Linked DNA regions of Homo sapiens: region 1 is linked to region 2. Evidence: chromatin loops called from intact Hi-C (ENCODE). Cell type or tissue: A673. All regions are shown on one strand. Links, peaks and the distances in the headings refer to the core of each region. The heading gives the core; the rest is flanking DNA.

Region 1 (2,927 bases), core at 189-2,688, 260 kb after region 2:
CTGACTTTAACTGAAACAACGTATAACAGAACATTTTTTTCTCATCAGTTGTATAACAAAGCAGTGTTAAAGGAAACGACAGTATTCAAGGACCTTGCTGTTTGTGTTTTGCTTCAAGTTGCTGTTTCCAAGACCTATCGATGGTATTAAGTGAGGACTTACTGAAGTTTGCAGTTTGAGTCCATACGAGCCCATTAGAATCATACAACATGAAAACCAAATGGTCCTTTGAAAGATTGCGACAAAATCTGGTTGCTATAACTTGCTATTTACAATGTGTATTTTCAACTAAAAATTATTAGATATGCAAATAAAGTGGAAATATGACTCATTTTCAGGTAAAGAAAATCATTCAATAGAAATTAACCCCAAGTATAGCCAGATATTGGATTTAGCAAGCAAGGACTTTAAAATAGCCCTAAATATAATCAGAAGAATTTAAGGAGTCCTATGTTCAAAGGATTAAAGAAAAATACAGTCACCCCTCTGTTTCCATGTTTCTGCATTTGCAGATTCAACCAACCGTGGATCAAAAATAGTTGGGAAAAAACATAATAAAATTTACAGTACAGCAATAAAAAATAATGCCAATAAAAAACAATAAAGTCTTGTTCAGTGAATAGATAGGAGATCAAAACAGAGAAACAGATACTGTAAAGAAGAAGCAAAAGAGAATTTTAGGGTTGAGATCAGTAACTGGAATGAAATTTTTATATTATATTTTATTTTATTTTATTTTGTGGTGGAGTCTTGCTCCGTCGCCCAGGCTGGAGTGCAGTGGTGCGATCTCGGCTCACCACAACCTCCGCCTCCTGAGTAGCTGGGATTACAGACATGCACCAACATGTCTGGCTAATTTTTGTATTTTTAGTAGAGACAGGGTCTCACCATGTTGGCCAGGCTGGTCTTGAACTCCCTCCCGACCTCAGGTGATCTGCCTACCTTGGCCTCCCAAAGTACTTTGATTACAGGCGTGAGCCACTGTGCTCGGCCAAGCAAAACAGTTGTTTGGAGATGGCAAAAGAATCAGTTAAAGATAGATTAATAAAAGTCATCTATTTGAAAGAGAAAGAATGGAGAAAAATAAGCAGAGTTTGAGAGACCTTTGGGGTAATACAATGTTTGAACATGCATCTAAATGGAGTCTCAGATGGGGAATAAATAATGGCTGAAAACCCCCACAACTTTGGTGGAAAGTATCAATTTACATATCCAGGAAGCTCAGCAAACTTCAAGCAGGATAAACACACACAAAAAAACAGATGTTAGCACATAAGTGGTCAAATTGCTCAATACCAGAGAATTTCTTGAAAGTAGCCAGAAATATCTTACCAGAAACAATGGCGACCTCTAGCCATGGATATGGTATATTCAGCTGAAAGGCAAAAAGCTATCAAATAAGAATTCTGTGTTCAGCTAGAAGTGAAGGTAAAATAAATACATGTTCAGATAAACCAAAACTGGGAAATTTTCACCAGCCAGCCACCATTGCAAGCATTTCTAAAGGAATCAATTTCAAGGGAAATGGCACCAGATGGCAAGTACCATCTACAGGAGGAAATCAACATCAAAACTAGTAAATACATAATTTACTCTAATTTTTATAAACTATATTTTTCCTTATTTTAAAAACAAGTACCTGTGACTTGAAGCAAAAATTATGATGCTGTATTGTTGGGTTTATAATGGAGTTTGGGAATTTACATATTGTACAATTTTTAATATGTAATGACATACAAATTAACGTGTTAATAGTCTTCTAACTTATGAACATGGTATATCTCATTAAGGTTATTGTTTAATTTTAGTAATGTATAATAGGTTTCTAAAAAACTTAAAAATGTGGTAAAATATGTACAAAATAAAATTTGCCATTTTAGCTGTACAATTTGGTGGCACAGTTGCATTCACAGTGTTGTTCGTTCATTACTACTTTTTCCAGAACTTTTCTATCATTCCAAACAGAAACTCTGTACCTACTAAGCAGTAATTTCCCATTTCCCTTCCCCGAGTCTCTGGCAGTGTCTAATCTACTTTCTGTCTTTATGAATTTGGCTATTCTGTATTTCATATATAGTAGTCCCCCTTATCCACAGTTTTGCTTTCCACAATTTTGGTTATCTGTGGTCATCCATGGTCTGAAAATAGGTGATTATAGCACAATAAGATGTTTTGAGAGACCACATTCATATAACTTTATTACAGTATAATTGTTCTTTTTTATTATTGTTGTTGTTAATCTTTTACTTTGCCCAATTTACAGATTAAACTAATAAGTATATATGTATAGGAAAAGACATAGTATATATAGAGTTTGGTTCTATCTGTGGTTTCAAGCATCCACTGGGGGGTCTGGAACATATGCTCTGTGGATAAGTGGGGGACTAGTGTACTTCCTGCCCTACCCCTTGGTTTGGAGTCGCTGCTGTATGAATATAAGGGCAGTCTGCCTGTGATGTGACTCTCCATTGATCACCTGGGTGTATGAATTAATTGCTGTCTATAAAGAGTCTTGGAATGACTATTGAGTTTGCTCTGTGTATGTATACATACAACAGTATGGCTACTGTTGTAGCTGATTTGGCTATGATACTGTAGTATCTTATTTGCTCCAAAGAGATGGAGTAGTGATGAAATCTGGTTTACTAGGTGGAAGCTAGTGTAAAAATGGGTACTCTGTTTTATTGAATTAGCTTGATTGGAAAAAGTGAAGTGCTGATGGTTTTGAAAATATGATGATAATGATGTCATCCTTCTGGTTTAAATATTTTGTAGCACTTGTGGTAGATTGAATGCTGGTGTCGGTAGTAAAGTCATGCTGCAGTTATAGTCTGAACCAGCTGTACTGTTTTGGGTAGTAACTTAGACAGTAGAGAACACCACTTTTCTAGGCAGGGCTCCTCACCTCTCCTAGGGGGCCATTTCAC
Region 2 (2,927 bases), core at 170-2,669:
CTTAGAAAATAGTCTCAGGCCAGGCACGGTGGCTCATGTCTGTAATCCCAGCACTCTGGGAGGCTGAGAAGGGCAGATCACCTGAGCTCAGGAGTTCAAGACGAGCCTGGCCAACATGGTGAAATGCCGTCTCTACTAAAAATACAAAAATTAGCCAGGTGTGGTGGTGCACACCTATAATCCCAGCTAGAGGCTGAGGCAGGAGAATTCCTTGAACCTGGGAGGTGAAGGTTACAGTGAGCCGAGATCAGGCCGCCACGCACTCCAGCCTGGGCAACAGAGTAAGACTCTATCTCAAAAAAAAAAAAAAAAAGAAAAGAAAATAGCTTCAGATTTCAAACTATTTTTTAAAATATTCTTTGTCATTTAAGTCATGTGTTTTAGAAGATATCTCAACATTTTATGTATGTCCCTATATCTGCTCTTACCCATTCTTCAGTTTCTAAGACATTAAGAAAGGACTTGCTACAGCCTGGAAGCAAAATAAACAGAAGTAAAGGTGCAAAGAAAAATAAGACAATGGACTCAGCCTTTCTTTACATTTCCTTATGTCATCTTTAGACACCTATTTACCAACTGAAGTAATTTGATTTAACTTGCTAGTAGTTTTAAGTTTGTTCTTAAAACCTATGATGACATGATAAAACTTAAAGGATGACAATTCTTCTAAAGTAGATACCTACTGACTGGTATATGTATTTACAGTAGTTAGATTTATCATTCATATGATACAAGTTCTGCTGCAGTTGAATATTTGATACCAGTTTTTCTAGTCCATATTGGGCTGACTGATATAAACAACTTTCTGTGTCTTTGATTGTGAGAGAAGCTACAGAAACTTCTAAGCTTTCTGCTTCAGTTTTTATCTGTCTGCCAACAGGGTGCTTACCTGTTCATTTGCCAAATGGCTAGACTGATGTTTGTTTTTGGAGGGAATCGCCTCCATATTTGACATATCTGTAGGCTTGGTGTGCCTAGTCTGAGGCACAGGGCCACATCTCTTAAGATTGCTTACCTGTGTCATGGCCAAGGGACTGGTGTTCTTTTGTCTAAACAAGTGGACTTTTCCCTAGAAAGATTTTAAACTCTCTGGCAGAAACAGTAATTTGGCATCACTTTTATTTTGCTTCCTTGGCTTTGGGGAGTAATATAAAATCCCTCCCGGCACCCTGATCCCGCTTTTTTTCCGAGACACAGTCTCGCTCTGTCGCCCAGGATGGAGTGCAGTGGCACGATCTCGGCTCACTGCAACTTCCGCCTTCCGGGTTCAAGCTATTCTCCTGCCTCAGCCTCTTGACTAGCTCGGATTACAGGCAAGCACCACCACACCGGCTAATTTTTTGTATTTTTAGGAGAGACAGGGTTTTGCCAGGTTGTCCCGGCTTGTCTTGAGCTCCTGGCCTCTGCCCACCTCGGCCTCCGAAAGTGCAAGGATTACAGACGTGACCCACCGCACCGGACCTCAAAAACCCTTTAGATTTTTAAGCTTCCAGCTTCTTAGACGCTTCTAGTGTTTGCTCTCTGGCAGGCAAGTCCTATCTGGTTCATGAATCCTATTGACATGACAGCACGAGTCATATTTTTACGTTTTAATATTTGACAATCTCGAGGTATTTTAAGATGAATAAATGCACAGATTTTCACAAGGCGGGGAAGCGACCGCACAAGCTTGCCAATACCACATGTGGTGATGTACTTAAGAAACCTGCTGTTCTTGAAACATGTTTGACAAGAGTGCTGAGCCCTGTGGCATATATTCAACTCTGATTTTTAAGGTCCAGAATTACCATTTTATTTGATCTACAGCCCAGCTGTTTTCTTTTTCTTTTGTTCTTGGCACCTGAATAGGCTTGTCTTCTAAAAATTATGAAAAAAAATATATTGCCCTGGATTCCACTGTGTTCTGGCAGATCATCAGCATTCTAAGCAGGTCAATGTACATCTCCCTTTAAATCAGGCCTGCTACTGTATATTTCCAGATTGAAAAATAATAATCATAAAATCAGTAGGTGGGTTATACCCCAACATTAAGCGGTTAATTCTAACAGGCTGTGAAGTCCATGCTGGAACCTGTGAGGGCATTTTAACCTTTGCACCTTTGAATTCCTGTTTCTGATAAAAGAGGGCTGCTGACCAAAGATCAAATACCCAGCAGCAATCCCCACAACCTCCACACATGAAGATTTAGAAGCTGAAAGGGAAGATGGGACCTAAACTCTGTTTATGCAAAATGATTCAAAAGACAGACAAGTTCCCTTTTTTATCCTCCTCTTCTGCCCACCCCAATCATCTCTTCCACAGATGTTTGCCTTTCCAGCAATAGCACTGTCCTCTCCCTTTGTTTTAATTGAAATGTCTCACACTCCTGAGAAGCTGCAGCGGGAGATGGGACCAGCCAGTGTGATTGACATCATCGGCCCCTTTCCTTTCCCTGGGTCAGCAGTGTGCAGAAGAGCAAGGGCAATGGGGCCCTGGAGATGGTCTTGGGTTAAGCTATCATTCATGCATTGCCAGTCAGTCATTCAACACATATTTAGTGAGCACCTACTACTGTAGCATTGTTCTAGATGCTGGAGTACAGTGGTACGGAGTGAATAAGAAAAACAAAATGTTCCTTCTCTAATGGAGCTCACATTCTAGTGGAGAGAAAAACAAATTACAGAACAAGGTAAGTTCATATAGTGAGAAACACTGTGATGAGGTAACATGGAATCTGTAAGGGATACCTGTCTGGTTTTGAAACCCAAAATATAGGTTTAGGCTCTGCCACACTGGCTGCCTGGCTGTAGCTTGGCTTTGTTCCTGTGGTTCCCTGATGTGGAACACTCTTCCCCCAGATTTCCAGTGTGACTCATTCTTAGACAGGGCTTCCTTTAACCCCCTATTTAAGAATGCAACCCCCGACCCACTACCTTGCTGTGTATCTA

The links. Peaks named below come from ENCODE experiments on the same cell type or tissue, not always from the same donor. Only the 100,000 strongest peaks of a DNase experiment are listed, where the experiment ranks them.
Region 1: a loop joins it to region 2, with 2.5 times the contacts of the local background. A loop is called at or near these places in 27 of 110 quality-filtered maps.

The regions. Positions count from the first base shown.
Region 1 is chr4:152,459,065-152,461,991 of GRCh38, reverse strand. All of the region lies in intron 2 of FBXW7 (F-box and WD repeat domain containing 7), which reads left to right. Among named protein-coding and RNA genes, the nearest start is that of MIR3140, 29 kb to the left of the region's middle. In A673, for the core only: a CTCF peak has its summit at 1,360; a DNase peak (open chromatin) is centred at 1,291.
Region 2 is chr4:152,718,711-152,721,637 of GRCh38, reverse strand. No RefSeq gene overlaps it. Among named protein-coding and RNA genes, the nearest start is that of TMEM154, 40 kb to the right of the region's middle. In A673, for the core only: no CTCF peak of the experiment used is centred there; a DNase peak (open chromatin) is centred at 1,677; H3K4me3 peaks cover 830 bases.